Linked DNA regions of Homo sapiens: region 1 is linked to region 2. A link is an interaction called in ENCODE POLR2A ChIA-PET data of the cell type or tissue named here. Cell type or tissue: PC-9. All regions are shown on one strand.

Region 1 (8,000 bases), 140 kb before region 2:
ACAGTTGGCTTTTATGAGCTGGTCTCGGTTCACTCTAGCAGACCACAAGACTTTACTTCAGAGTAATTTGTCCACAAGTCAACCTTCCTAATGGAAGATTCCCTAAATGTCAGTATCTGTAAGTCTTTTCTCTGGAATCATTCAATATCTCCGGAGAAAATTCCAGTCTCCTATCTTGAGGATTTATCCCTTAGCTTCTTTTTTTTTTTTTTTTTTTTTTTTTTTTTTTTTTGAGACGGAGTCTCGCTCTGTTGACCAGGCTGGAGTGCAGCGGCATGATCTTGGCTCACTGCAACCTCCACCTCCCGGGTTCAAGTGATTCTCCTGCATCAGCCTCCTGAGAAGCTGGGACTACAGGCACACGCCACCACACCTGGCTAATTTTTGTAATTTTAGTAGAGACGGGGTTTCACCATATTGGTCAAGCTAGTCTCGAACTCCTGACCTCAGGTCATCCACCCACTTCGGCCTCCCAAAGTGCTGGGATTACAGGCATGAGCCACTGCACCTGGCAATATTTTTTTAACTTATTTTAATGGGATTAGGGAGGGACAGGAGGTTATTTTTAGAGTTGATCTGCTGTTTAATCTGAAATCTTTCTCTAAGATGGTGTCCATTTGGTTCCCACAGTAAAGATGACAATGAGTTAATGGTCCACCAGAACAAGGAATTTTGTATCTATGGTTGTAATTTTAGTTTGTTTTTGTTTGTCAGCAGAAGCTGCCATGGGGACTATATTGACTGATAAAAATCTCAGTTTTTTCATGTGCGTGCATATATATATATTTATTTATTTATTTATTTTTGAGACAAGGTGTCTGTCACCTAGGCTGGAGTGCCGTGCCATGATCACAGCTCACTGTAGTCTCGACTAACTGGACTCAAGCAGGCGTCCCACTTCAGCCTCCCAAGTAACTGGGACTACAAGTGCATGCCACCAAGCCCAGCTAATTTCTGTATGTTTTGTAGAGACAGGGTTTTGCCATCCATGTTGCCCAGGCTAGTCTCGAACTCCAGAGCTCAATCAAACCATCTGCCTCGGCCTCCCGAAGTGGTGGGATTATAGGAGTGAGCCACTGCTCCTGGCCTCGTAGATTTTTATCTTCAGAATTCTCATCCTTCTCTTCACACAGTCCAATAATAATTGATAGTGATGTGGAAAGAACTCAAGATTTAGACTCAGAACGCTTGAGGTGGCATCCTGGTTCCTCTGCTTGCTTGCTTTTTTTTTTTTTTGTCTCGCCCTGTCACCCAGGCTGGAGTGCAGTGGTTCAGTCTCGGCTCACTGCAACCTCTGCTGCCCCGGCTTCAGCGATTCTCCTGCCTCAACCTCCAGAGTAGCTGGGATTACAGATGCCTGCCACCATGCCCAGCTAATTTTGTATTTTTAGTAGAGGCAGGGTTTTACCATGTTGGTCAGGCTGGTCTCAAATTCCTGACTTCAGTTGATCCACCTGCCTTGGCCTTCCAAAGTGCTGGGATTATAGGCATGAGCCACTGTGCCTGGCCCTTAGAGACTGGGTTTCACCATGTTGGTCAGGCTGGTCTCAAACTCCTGACCTCAAATGATCTGCCCACCTCAGCCTCCCAAAGTTCTGGGATTATAGGTGTGAGCCACCATGCCTGGCCTCTATTTATTTGTTATTATTTTTTTAATTATTGGTTTTTTGTTTTGAGACAGAGTCTCGCTCTGTCGCCAGGCTGGAGTACAGTGTCACGATCTTAGCTCACTGCAACCTCCGCCTCCCAGGTTCAGGTAATTCTCCTGCCCCAGCCTCCCAAGTAGCTGGGACTACAGGCACGTGCCACCACGCCCAGCTAATTTTTGTATTTTTAGTAGAGACAGGGTTTCACCATGTTGGCCAGGATGGTCTCAATCTCTTGACCTCGTGATTCACCTGCCTCAGCCTCCCAAAGTGCTGGGGTTACAGGCGTGAGCCACCACGCCCGGCCTATTTATTTTTAAATACAGATGGGGCTCTTGCAATATTGTTGGGCTGGTCTCGAACTTCTGACCTCAAGTGATCCTCCCAACTCGGCTTCCCAAAGTGCTGAGATTACAGGCATGAGCCATTGTACCTGGCCTTCTGCTTTCTACTTACATGGCCATGAACAAATTAGTCTCTCTGAGTCTGTGAAATCCTCTATGGAATGAATAAAATCCATGTCCCATTTTCTTCACAGGATTATTGTAAGGACTAAGTGAGATAATGGAAACAAAAGTGCTTTTAAGATACTGTGAGTGAGGAATTGAAATGATTCACTTTTATTTTCCCACTAATAAATAAAGATATGGAGGGTAGGGATTGGGATAGTTGATCACTGCTGGGTAGAAAGTATATGCTCAGAAAGGTGTGAGTTGCACTCAACCTGGGTAACATTTCTTTTGTCCTTCTCATTCCTCTTCCCCACCTTAGCCCAAATGCTGATTCCAGCCTTCTACTAGAATGCCTGACTAAATATGCAATCCAAGCTGAAAGCAGTTGTCCCAGCAACAGGAGCCTACCCTGCCAATGTCGTGCTGACTCTTCCCACTTTACCTTCCCCAGATGCTGCTGCAGATTGCTGATGATTTTATCGAGAGTGTGGTGACAGCAGCCTGTCAGCTTGCGCGGCATCGCAAGTCTAGCACCCTGGAGGTGAAAGATGTCCAGCTGCATTTAGGTATGTGGTCTTGTTTCTCCCTGAAGTATGGATTCAACTGCTTCTTCAGGACTGCCAGGGAAAGTGTAGTCAGAGGAACCTTCATGCCAGAACCAGACTTTTGGGCACTGGGATTTATGTATTAATTCAATAACAGCACCAAATAGAAAAGAGAAATCCATCTGTGGTAGGGAGAATGAGCCCAGGCATGGGTTTGAAACCAGATTCTGCCACTTTCTAGTTGTATCAGCCTATTTTTCCTACCTAGTATCTCTTAGAGTCTGTTTCCTCATTTGTAAAGTGAGGATCATAATATCCTCCTTACAGAATAATCGTGAGAATTATAGACCATGTCTGTAAAGTGACTGGCACAGGGCCTGCACAAAGTAGGATCTAGTCAATGTAGGTACTGTTATGTCTTCACCATGCAAATAAAACTGTTCCTCAGTGTTCCCTTAGAGTTTTAGCCTATTTATGCATTTTTTCCAAAGTTTATAATCGTAATATACATACAATTTTATAGTCTCCTTTTCTACTTAACAGACACTAAATTTGAGTTTGAGTTTTTCTGGGAGATACTCAGCTAACAGTGATGACCATAATCACTTGGAAATGAATAAGCAGCCCTCTGCATTGGATACGATGTGATTAAAAGAAAGAGATCAGTCTATAACTATGTGTTATATATATGTATATATATGTATATATTTATGTGTGTATATATATTTATATATAATTTATATATATTTATATATAATTTTTATATATATTTGTATATACTTTATGTATAATACTTTATATATATAAATATATATATATATATTTTTTTGATCGAGTCTCACTGTCACCCAGGTTAGAGTGCAGTGATGCCATCTCAGCAACCTCTACCTCCTGGGTTCAAGCGATTCTCCTGCCTCAGCCTCCTAAGTAGCTGGGACTACAGGCCTGCACCACCACACCTGGCTAATTTTTGTATTTTCAGTAGAGATAGGGTTTCATCATGTTGGTCAGCCTGGTCTTGTACTCCTGGCCTCTGTTGATCCACCTGCCTTGGCCTCCCAAAGTGCTGGGATTACAGTCATGAGCCACCATGCCCAGCCCAGTCTATAACTATAGAGACAGGCCAAATGAATGAGATTCGGTGCAGATCAGCCCATGACTAATTATTGAAAGACTTTCTTCACAGTGTCAAGAAGCTGTTGCCTTGGGGAGGCATTGGTAGTCTAGGTAAAGTAAATAACACACTTCAGGTAATGTTGCTGGTATCTAGAGAAAAGAACAGATATTTTGGTTATCCATTAATGTGTAGCAGACCACCCCAAAAACAGTGGTTTAGCACAATAACAGTTGTTGATTTGATTCATGAATCTGGGGGTTGACTGGGCTCAGCTAGTTTTACTAAGTCAGGCAGTGGCTGGGCCTGAGATTGTCTTGAAGGAAGGCATACTAGTTTCCTAGGGCTACCTTAACAAAATACCATAAACTTGGCAGCTTAAAACAACAAAAAATTTTCTCTCACAGTTCTGCAGGCCAGAAACCTGAAATCTAAGTGTCAGCAGGGTCATGCTTCCTCTGCTGCCCCTAGGGAAGAATCTATTCTTGCCTCCTTCTAGCCTCTGGTGGTGGCTGGCAATCCTTGGTGTTCTGTGGCTTGTAGCTACAGAAATCCAGGCTTTGCCACGGTCTTTACGTGGCCTTTTCCCTCTGTGTCTCTGTCTCTGTGTCTCTTCTTTTCTTCTCATAGGACACCAGTCATATTGGATTAAGGGCTAACCCTACTCCAATATGATCTCATTTTAACCAATTTCATCTGCAACATCCCTATTTCCAAATAGGATCATATTCTGGAGGTACTTAAGGTTAAGACCGCAACATATCTTTTTTAGGGACACTTTTAAATAACCCATAACGGAAGGCTTCATATCTTCCGTGTCTGATGCCTGGTCTAAGAACACTGAAAAAGGTGGGATTCTGCAGGCGTCTCCCTCCGTCCCTCCCAACCCTCCCATTCTGCTTCACATTCCCCAATCCTACCCTTCCCATCTTCCCCACCCACCGTCTCTCTATATGGTCTCATCCTTTAGCAGTCCCAGGATAGCTAGACTTCTTATGTGGCAGCTAAGCAGCTAAAGGCTCCCAGAACTAACATCCCATGAGCACCTGGCAGAAAACTTCATGGCCTTTTCTAACACAGTCTTCAGCATCACTCCTGGTGAATTCTATTCTTTGAGGCAGTCAGAAACCTGTCCAGGTTCAGGGGGAGGGAACACAGACTCCACCTGTGTTTTTTTTTTTTTTTTTTTTTTTTTTGAGACAGTCTCACTCTGTTGCCCAGGCTGGAGTGCAGTGGCGCAATCTTGGCTCACTGCAACCTCCGCCTCCCAGGTTCAAGGGATTCTTCTGCCTCAGCCTCCTGAGTAGCTGGGACTACAGGCACACGCCACCATGCCCAGCTAATTTTTGTATTTTTAGTAGAGATGGGGTTTCACCATATTGGCCAGGCTGGTCTCAAACTCCTGACCGCCTGATCCTCCCCGCTCAGCCTCCCTAAGTGCTGAGATTACAGGTGTGAGCCACCATGCCCGGCTGACTCCACCTCTTGATAGCAGGAGGGTAAAGGAATTTATAAACATGTTTTACAACCACCACTAGTGGCCTGGCATGGTGGCTCACACCTGTAACTCCAGCATTTTGGGAAGCTGAGGCAGGAGGATCGCTTCAGCCCAGGAGTTCAAGACTAGCCTGGTTAACACAGTGAGACCTCACTGTGTTACAAAAGATTTAAAAGATTTAAAAAAGATTTAAAAAATTAGCCAGGCATGGTGGAGTGCACCTGTAGTCCCAGCTACTCAGGAAGCTAAGACAGGAGGATCACTTGAGCCTGGGAGGTCAAGGCTGCAGTGAGCTATCATGCCACTGCACTCTAGCCTGAGTGACAGAGTAAGACCCTGTCTCTAAATAAATAAATAAGTAAATACATACATAATTAAAAAACAAATCGGCCAGGCGCAGTGGCTCACGCCTGTAATCCGAGCACTTTGTGAGGCCGAGGCAGGTGGATCATGAGTTCAAGACCAGCCTGGCCAAGATGGTGAAACCCTGTCTCTACTAGAAATACAAAAATTACCTGGGTGTGGTGGCAGGTACCTGTAATCCTAGCTACTCGGGAGTCTGAGGCAGGAGAATCACTTGAACCTGGTGGGGTGGAGGTCGCAGTGAGCCAAGATCTTGCCACTGCATTCCAGCCTGGGTGACAGAGACTCCGTCCCAAAAAAAAGAAAAAAAAAATAATCCCCCACAACACAAATTCATAGAGACAGAAAGTAGAATAAGTAGAATGGTGATTACCAGGGGCTAAGGGGAAGGGGGTACAGGGAGTTGTTTAATGGATATAGAGTTTCAGTTTGGGAAGATGGATATCCTCAATTTGGGAGTTCTGGAGATGGATGATGCTGATGGTTGCATAACAAATGTGAATTGGGGCCAGACACGGTGGCTCACGCCTGTAATCCCAGCACTTTGGGAGGCCAAGGTGGGCGGGTCACCTGAGGTCAGGTGTTCGAGACCAGCCTGGCCAACACGGTGAAACCCCATCTCTACCAAAAATACAAAAATTAGCTGAGCGTGGTGGTGCACGCCTGTAGTCCCAGCTACTCCAGAGGCTGAGGCACGAAAATCGCTTGAATCCAGGAGGCAGAGGTTGCAGTGAGCCAAGATCACACCACTGCACTCCAGCCTGGGCGACAGAGCAGTAGCCCATCTCAGAAAAAAAAAAGTTAAAGTTAAATGAGATAATTTACATAGAATGCTTTGCACAATGTTGCTTTGACCATGCATTTACTACATTTCATTCACTAAATGATTGTTGTTGCTATTATATTAAGATTATATAGGCCGGGCATGGTGGCTCACGCCTGTAATCCCAGCACTTTGGGAGGCCGAGGCGGGCATTTCCCTTGAGGTCAGGAGTTCGAGACCAGCCTGACCAACGTGGAGAAACCCTGCCTCTACTAAAAATACAAAATTAGCCGGGCGTGGTGGCATGTGCCTGTAATCCCAGCTACTCGGGAGGCTGAGGCAGGAGAATCGCTTGAACCTAGGAGGCGGAGGTTGCAGTGAGCCGAGATCACACCATTGCACTCCAGCCTGGGCAACAAGAGCAAAACTCAGTCTCAAAAAATAAATAAATAAAAAAGATTATATAAGATATATGTATACACACATAACGCATATAGGTATACGTAGTTACATAAATAGACACACATACATGTATGTATTCATGTGTGGTAGCTACTGTCTTTATTATTTCTTTCTTTATTTATTTTTGAGACGGAATTTCACTCTTTTTGCCCAGGCTGGAATGCAAGGGTGTGACCTCGGCTCACTGCAACCTCTGCCTTCCAGGTTCAAGTGATTCTCCTGCCTCAGCCTTCGGAGTAACTGGGATTACGTAGGCGCCCTCCCACCACGCCTGGCTAATTTTTTGTCTTTTATTTATTTATTTATTTACTTTGAGACAGAGTCTCAGTCTGTCGCCCAGACTGGAGTGCAGTGGCACAATCTCCGCTCACTGCAACCTCTGCCTCCCGGGTTCAAGCGATTCTCCTGCTTCAGCCTCCCGATTAGCTGGGACCACAGGCACACGCCACCACGCCTGGCTAATTTTTTGTATTTTTAGTCGAGACGGGTTTTCACTGTGTTGCCCAGGCTGGTCTCCAACTCCTGAGCTCAGGCAATCTGCCTACCTTGGCCTCCCAAAGTGCTGGGATTGCAGCCGTGAGCCACCACACCCGGCCTGCTCTCTTTCTTTAAAGTGACTTTGCACACTTTATCTACTTTTTGTTGACTGTAAAGTTCAATTCGTAGAGAATAACCTTTGTCTGCAACCTCCACCACCTGAGTTCAAGGGATCCTTTTTTTTTTGAGATGGAGCCTTGCTCTATCGCCCACGCTGGAGTGCAGTGGCGCGATCTTGGCTCACTGCAAGCTCTGCCTCCCAGGTTCACACCATTCTCCTGCCTCAGCCTCCCGAGTAGCTGGGACTACAGGCGCCCGCCACCACACCCGGCTATTTTTTTTTTTTTTTTTTTTTGTATTTTTAGTAGAGACCGGGTTTCACTGTGTTAGCCAGGATGGTCTTGATCTCCTGACTTTGTGATCCACCAGCCTTGGTCTCCCAAAGTGCTCGGATTACAGGCATGAGCCATCACGCCCGGCTGTTCAAGGGATTCTTGTGCCTTGTAGCTGGGATTATAGGCACTCACCATCACTCTTGGCTAATTTTTGTATTTTTAGTAGATAGGAGGTTTCACCATGTTGTCCAGGCTGATCTTGAACTCTTGGCCTCAAGTGATCCA
Region 2 (8,000 bases):
TGAGAACCTGTCTCAAACATAAATAAATAAATAAATAAATAAAAATAAAGTTTTAAGGTAAGATTAAAAAAAGAAAGAGTCCAAATTCTATAACTTATTCTTTTGGCAGAGTATTCTTTGTACTTTAAATTTATTCACAATGCTGGGCGCGGTGGCTCACACTTGCAATCCCAGCACTTTGTGAGACCGATGCAGGTGGATCACCTGAGGTCAGGAGTTCGAGACCAGCCTGGCCAACATGTTGAAACCCCATCTCCACTAAAAATACAAAAATCAGCCGAATGTGGTGGCACATGCCTGTAGTCTCAGCTACTCGGGAGGCTGAGGCAGGAGAATCGCTTGAACCTGGGCGGCAGAGGTTACAGTGAGCGGAGATCGTGCCACTGCACTCCAGCCCGGGTGACAGAGCAGGACTCCATCTCGGAAAAAAAAAAATTATTCACATTTTCTTTTTTTCTGTGAGACAGAGACTCGCTTTGTCGCCCAGGCTGGAGTACAGTGGCACAGTCTTGGCTCACTGCAACCTCCACCTCCCTGTTAAAGCGATTCTCCTGCCTCAGCCTCCCGAGTAGCTGGGATTACAGGTATGTGCCACCACGCCTGGCCAATTTTTGTTATTTTCATCGAGACAGGGTTTTACTGTATTGGCCAGGCTGGTCTTGAACTCCTGACCTCAGGTGATCGGTCCATTTGCCTCAGCTTCCCAAAGTGCTGGGCTTACAGGTGTGGGCCACTAGGCCCGGCCCACATTTTCTTTTTATAAGTAATTTTTTCCAAGCAGGGCTATCTAGAGTAAAGGAGAAATAAGAGGCAAGCTTTAAAGGCACTTACACTTTTAGCATTTCAATAGTGATGGGAAGAGACCTGGTCCGACCCAGCGTACTGCTGTCCTCAGAAAAGCTGTCACTGTTTTCAAAAAGCAACGAATGAGCTCTGTGAGAACCCTCCAGAATAGGAGTCATGGGAAGTGGGCTGGTGAGGGCCTGCTGGATTCGAATATGCAGTGGGAGTGGAGGCAGCCTAGAGGGTATATGGGGCTCCCCAAAGTTCTGGTCCAGTATCCTCTTGGGGACTTCCTTTTTCTGATCTTCCTGCTGGGGAATCTCCTGGTGTAGATCTAAGGATGGTGGAAACTCAATTTCTGGCACAACTTGAAAAGTCTTAGCAGGGAATGGAGGGGTGCGTGGAGGCTCTGGAGGTATATGAGTAGGCAGTGGGGGGGACGGAGAGCGAGGTGAGATCATTGGTAGTAGTTCCGAGCCCATAGAACACGTGCTCTTCTCTCTTTCATCACTTGGTGTTTTTGTGGTGATGGCAGCAGCAGACTCCAAGGTGGGTACTGAGGTTGATGGAATGCCTCTCTTAGGTGGTAAGGGTGGGGACGGTTTTGATAACAATGTACCACTGTTTATTGCTTGGGACAGTTCAGCTGGAAAAGAGAGAGCAACACATCAATTTCACGACTTTCCAATGCTTTGAAGGGCCGGCCCAGGGCCTAGAATTAAAGTTGAGTTCAGTTTTAATCTTTTAAGCAAGTTAAATAATTTCATAGTTTTGCCATTCCCTATATATTTTATCCTGAAATGAAGTTTATATTTATTCAAATAGAAGGCTTAATAAATGTACAGAGGTGTAGGAAGACTGATGAGTAGCTTACTTCATTGCTATGGCAACAGATATGACAATTTTTTTTTTTTTTTTTTTTTTGAGACAGGGTCTCACTCTCTCGCCCAGACTGGAGTGCAGTGGCGCGATCTTGGCTTACCGCAACCTCTGCCTCCCGGGCTCAAGCGATACTCCTGCCTCAGTCTACCAAGTAGCTGAGATTACAGGCGCACGCCACTACGGCCCGGCTAATTTTTGTATTTTTAGTAGAGGCGGGCTTTCACCATGTTGGCCAGGCTGGTCTCGAACTCCTGACCTCAAATGATCCACCTGCCTTGGCCTCTCAAAGTGTTGGGATTACAGGCGTGAGCCATGGCACCCGGCTGACAACTTTTTGTAACTTGATCTTGGTGTAGTTAATATGAATAGAGACAAAAAAAATCTGATAAAAAGTTATCTTGTGGCTGGCACGGTGGCTCACACCTGTAATCCCAATACTTTGGGAGGCCGAGGTGGGCAGATTACTTAGGTCAGGAGTTCGAGACCAGCCTGGCCAACATGGTGAAACCCCGTCTCTACTAAAAAAAAAAAAAAAAAATTACAAAAATTAGCTAGGTGTGGTGGTGGGCACCTATAATCCCAGCTACTCAGGAGAGGCTGAGGCACGAGAATCTCTTGAACCTGGGAGGCGGAGGCTGCAGTGAGTCAAGGTCATGCCACTGCACTCCAGGCTGGACAGCACAAGACTCTGACTCAAAAAAAAAAAAGTTATTTTGTATAACAGTACTCCATTAAAAAATTTAAACATTCAGATAGCATAAAATAAGTATTAGTGGGTATTGTTACCATATCCTGATAATGGTATCTAGATATCTTAGCTCTGTGTTATAAAACTGTCAATACTGACATCTTGAATTTTTATAGCAATTGCAAAGTCCTTTGAAGAAATCAAAGTGTTTTTTGTCCTTGAAGTCATATTCTCCTTATACCACCTGAGGTGACAGGGGAAAAAATATAGCATCTTTACCATTTTTCAGAAGGAAAAGGCAAGGCCACAGAAGCTAGGTGACTTTGCCCAAGATCATACTACAAACTGGCATGGACTCAGCTGGTATCCAAGTCTCTGACTATTTGACTGCATCCTACTGTCTCTAATTTTTTTTTTTTTTTGAGACGGAGTCTTGTCGCCCAGGCTGGAGTGCAGTGGTGCCATCTCGGCTCACTGCAAGCTCTGCCTCCCGGGTTCACACCATTCGCCTGCCTCAGCCTCCCAAGTAGCTGGGACTACAGGCGCCCACCACCACTCCCGGCTAATTTTTTGTGTATTTTTAGTAAAGACGGGGTTTCATCATGTTAGCCAGGATGGTCTCAATCTCCTGACCTCGTGATCCGCCCGCCTCGGCCTCCCAAAGTGCTGGGATTACAGTCGTGAGCCACCGCGCCCGGCCTACTGTCTCTAATTTTTATTGGTATGCACACCTCTTATGTTCCCTTTGCACCTCAGCTTCCCATGTTCACTCTCCACTATATCATGGGCTCCTTGATGGCAGGGCAACCTTGTCTCCATCAACATATCATCCACAGGGCTGTGCACAGTACCTGGCATCTAGTGGACCCTCAATATATGTTTATTAGATGAGAAGCCTTCACCCTGTATCATGACAGTATATATTCCTATAGTTTCACCAAAGCCCACAATGACTCAGCAAAGGTGTTGGTGTTGTTTCAGCAAAGTCCCTTTGGAGGGCTCCAGATGACCTGTAAGAAGTGGATCATCAGATCACACAGGAGTAAAACTGGTAAAGTAATTAAAGGGTAGTTATTTTTTCCCTGCTGACAGGAAAAAAAAAAAAAAAGTAGTTCTTTTGATCACCAACCTCTAACCTTCTACTCAAACCCTTTAGTTTCATCCCACTCAGTATTCTCAAACACTCTCAAAAACTTCCCTTAAATAAAACTGTATTTGTCCTAAATCTCCAAAATTGGAGATGTTCAAAGTAAAAGGCTAGCTAATTATTTTTTTCTTTTTTGAGATGGAGTTTCACTCGTTGCCCAGGCTGGAGTGCAATGGCGCCATCTCGGCTAACTGCAACCTCCACCTCCTGGGTTCAAGTGATTCTCCTACCTCAGCCTCCTGAGTAGCTGGGATTACAGGCATGTGCCACCACGCCCGGCTAATTTTTTGTATTTTTAGTAGAGATGGGGTTTCTCCATGTTGGTCAGGCTGGTCTTGAACTCCCGACCTCAGGTGATCCACCCGCCTCGGCCTCCCAAAGTGCTGGGATTACAGGCATGTCCGCTTTGCCCGGCCAAGGCTAGCTAATTTTATAATTCTTTTTTTTTTTTTCTTTTGAGACAAGGTCTCCCTCTGTTGCCCAGACTGGAGTGCAGTGGCATGAACAATAGCTCACTGCAGCCTCGATCTCCTGGGTTCAAGTGATCCTCTTGCTACAGCCTCCCAAGTAGCTAGGACTACAGGCCCATGCCCCCATGCCTGACTAATTTTTTTAATTTTTAGTAGAGACAAGGTCTCACTATGCTGCCCAGGCTGGTCTTGAGGTCCTGGGCTCCAGTGATACACCTATCTCAGCCTCCCAAAGTGCTGGGATTATGGATGTGAGCCACCACACCCAGCCTCTTTTCTTTTTAAATTTATTTTTATTTTTAAATTAAATTAATTTATTTTAGACAGGGTCTCACACTGTGTCACTGGAGTGCAGTGGCGCAGTCACGGCTCACTGCAATTTTGACCTCCCTGGGCTCAGGTGATCCTCCCACCTCAGCCTCCCAAGTAGCTGGGACCATAGGCATGTGCCACCATGCCCGGCTAATTTTTGGGGGGGGTATTTTTTGTAGAGATGGGTTTCTCCATGTTGCCTAGGCTGGTCTCAAACTCCTGGGCTCAGGTAATCTACCTGCCTCAGCCTCCCAAAGTGTTGGTACTACAGGTGTGAGCCACTGTACCTAGCCTTTTCTTTTTTTTTAGAGACAGGATGTTGCTCTGTTACCCAGGCTAGAGTGCAGTGGTGCAATCATAACTCACTGCAGCCTTGAACTCCTGTGCTTACCCAATCCTCTTACCTCAATCTCCCAAGTAGCTAGAATTACAGGCACATGTCACCATGCCCAGCTAATTTTTAAATATTTTATAGAGATGGGGTCTTGCTACGTTGCTCAGGCTGGTCTTGAACTCCTGGCCTCAAGTGATCTTCCCACCTCGGCCTCCCCAAATGCTGGGATTATAGGCATTGAGCCACTGTGCCTGGCCTAATTTTGTAATGTTTTAATGTCTCTCATCATAAATAATTTTTTTTTTTTTGAGACAGAGTCTCGCTCTGTTGCCTAGGTTGGAGTACAGTGGTGCAATTTTGGCTCACTGCAACCGCCACTTCCCGGGTTCAAGTGATTCTCTCCTGCCTCAGCCTCCTGAGTAGCTGGGATTATAGGCATGCACCATCATACCCAGATCATTTTTTGTATTTTTAGTAGAGATGGGGTTTCACCATGTTGCCCAGGCTGGTCTCAAACTCTGGGCCTCAAGCGATCTGCCCACCTCGGCCTCCCGAAGTGCTGGGATTACAGGCATGAGCCACCATGCCTGGCCCCATAAATAAATTTTAAAAAAGGCTTTCTAGAAAAACACTGCATACACACACAAAAAGATTCTAAAAATGTGAATTTTAGGAGCAGTGAAAGAGATATTTTTGGAAAGATTGGATTTTTGCTGATTCTCTAAAAATAGCTGTTAGCTATTCCATCTACAACAAAACTCATTCCTGATGAGACCATAAATGAATATTTTTACTTTTGAATTAATAAAATAAATTCTATTTGGTAATTTGAGGAAGGCATATATGTTAAGGAAGTAAATTCTGGTATATATACCCTGACAACAGCATCTGGCTGTAGTTCTGTGGAAAAATTTCAGAGTGTTTCTGGGATGGGTAATAATTCCCTTTCACCCGTTCAGCTATTGCTGGTGGTTTTTCCTTAGTCGTAATACTCCATGTTATATGGATGAGAAGACAGTAGTACTTCTGAAGCAATGATTTCCAAACTTTTGGATTTCAGTGACCAAAACAATAACAAAAATCTTGATCAACCTCAGATTGTTGGTTTTTTTTCTAGTGTTTTTTTGAGGTTGTCATTTTCTAAGATTTCCAAATAAGGCTTGATATTAAGTAAACCATTTATGATCATAATCCTTTTGTGAAAGAAATGGCATTTTAACACCAAAGGATTAGGAAGGTTGTAATTTTAGAATAAAAGAGAGTCCTTTAAATTAAATCTATTTAGCTCTAAGAAATGCTCTGTGAACTGTTCTATTTTTCTTCTTTTGTTGAGGACCCCTCATGGACTAATACTGATTCCTCAGTTACAAGGTCTATTGTTTTGGGCTATTTACCTCAAGCTAAGAATGAGCTCTGCAGTTTAGTCCAGGGTATCATACACAAATTATCATTTTATATGTTGCCTTAACTTGAAAAGGGTGGTATGCCACTGGTGTAGAGCAGAGGCTCTTAATGTGTGCTCCCTGGAGAGCAGCATCAGTGTCATCTGGGAACCTATTAGAAAGGCAAATTCTCAAGCCCATCCCAGGCTTACTAAAATCAGAAACTCTACGGGTAGTGTCCAGCAGTCTGTTATCATAAGCTTTCTAGGTGATCCTGAGGAGAACACCAGTTTGCAAACACTACTGTAAGGAACAGAGGTCTGGACCTGAGAGTTGAAAAGCCTATGTTCAGTTTCTATCTTTCACTAACTACAACCTTCTTCTTTTTTTTTGAGATGGAGTTTTGCTCTTGTTGCTCAGGCTGCAATGCAGTGGCACAATCTCAGCTCACTGCAACGTCTGCTTCCCACGTGCAAGCAATTCTCCTGCTTCAGCCTCCCGAGTAGCTGGGATTACAGGTGCCTACCACCATGCCCGGCTAATTTTTTGTATTTTTAGTAGAGATGGCGTTTCACCATGTTGGCCAGGCTGGTCTTGAACTCCTGACCTCAGGTGATCCACCCGCCTCTGCCTCCCAAAGTGCTGGGATTACAGGCATGAGCCACTGCGCCTGGCCTACAACCTTGAATGAGTCACAATGTCTTCATGTTCTAATTGCCCTACCTATGGAAAAGATAAAATTGGTTTCCTGCAGCACAAGGTAGTTTTGAAAATAAGTATGTGAAAGCTCCCCAAGTTCCTCACAGATAAGTCAACATGACACTATCCATCCAAAGTGGTGGTAATAACAACTTCATCCTGTTTTCATCAAGCTACTCCAAACTGTCATACTCATAAAATATTCTAAGCCTGTTTTTCAAGGTTTGAATCACTCCACCCAACATGGTGATATTAAATATTTAATGAGTATAGTTTTTATTCATTCGTTCAATCGTGAACAAGAACTTTAAGCAATACTAAGCCTAGTATCATTTTTCCTGAAAAAACTATATTTTTATTAGCTTTGAAGCACTCATTAGCTTTCCTCTCCCTTTCTTGAAAATTCTTCTAAGAAATTGTGCATTTATATAAAGAAAGTAGACTTAAATAGAACTTTGGGTAAATGCAAAAAATTTACTAAACCCATACAAATTTTACTGATTATATTCCCTGCTTTCTCTACCATCACTTATTTTAACATAAGAATAGCATTCTTAATTCTCCCAAGATAAAACATGATTTTATCAGAACAATTTAAGTAATAGCTTCTGCAGTTCCCTGTGAAGATAACTATGCCAGACACTGAATCCCAAATTCCACTGGCATCTACAGAATCATCCTTTTATCTACTAGACTCATTAATGCTTATGGAAGGCATAGGTAGTTTTAAGTAGATTTAAAAATTTTCATTTGAAAAGTTTGCCTTGCCCCTTGTGAGCTGAGGCATTATTCTAATTTTTCAGCAAGTGCCACAGATAATTCCATGCAGGTGGAATCTGTTATGGTTTTCACATATCCAGTCCAATTACACACACACACACACACACACACACACACACACACACAAATATGTATAGTGTTTTGGAATCATTGTTTTAGAAAAACAGATTAAATATTAGATTAAAAAATAGGTTAAAACCCCCAAAACTTAAATCTAATCTTAGTGATGTTTACATTTATGGCCATCTGCCTCAGTTTCATGACTTTTTTTGTTTGTTTGTTTTTGTTTTTTTGAGACGGAGTCTCTCTCTGTCGCCTAGGCTGGGGTGCATTGGCACAATCTTGGCTCACTGCAACCTCCGCCTCCTGGGTTCAAGCAATTCTCTTGCCTCAGCCTCCCAAGTAGCTGGGACTACAGGCACGTGCCACCACGCCTGGCTAATTTTTTGTATTTTTAGTAGAGATGGGGTTTCACCATGTTGCCAGGATGGTCTCAATCTCCTGACCTTGTGATCCACCCACC

What was found. Peaks named below come from ENCODE experiments on the same cell type or tissue, not always from the same donor. Only the 100,000 strongest peaks of a DNase experiment are listed, where the experiment ranks them.
Region 1: POLR2A ChIA-PET joins it to region 2 with 21 read pairs; 3 of 35 experiments call an interaction of 5 or more read pairs at or near these places.

What each region holds. Positions count from the first base shown.
Region 1 is chr1:28,607,911-28,615,910 of GRCh38, reverse strand. TAF12 (TATA-box binding protein associated factor 12) reads left to right here. Exons shown (of 6, transcript NM_005644.4): 4 at 2,550-2,664. Among named protein-coding and RNA genes, the nearest start is that of RAB42, 20 kb to the right of the region's middle. In PC-9, no CTCF peak of the experiment used is centred here; no DNase peak of the experiment used is centred here.
Region 2 is chr1:28,466,983-28,474,982 of GRCh38, reverse strand. PHACTR4 (phosphatase and actin regulator 4) reads right to left here. Exons shown (of 14, transcript NM_001048183.3): 7 at 832-1,429. Among named protein-coding and RNA genes, the nearest start is that of SNHG3, 35 kb to the left of the region's middle. In PC-9, a CTCF peak has its summit at 3,312; a DNase peak (open chromatin) is centred at 3,352; H3K27ac peaks cover 1,703 bases.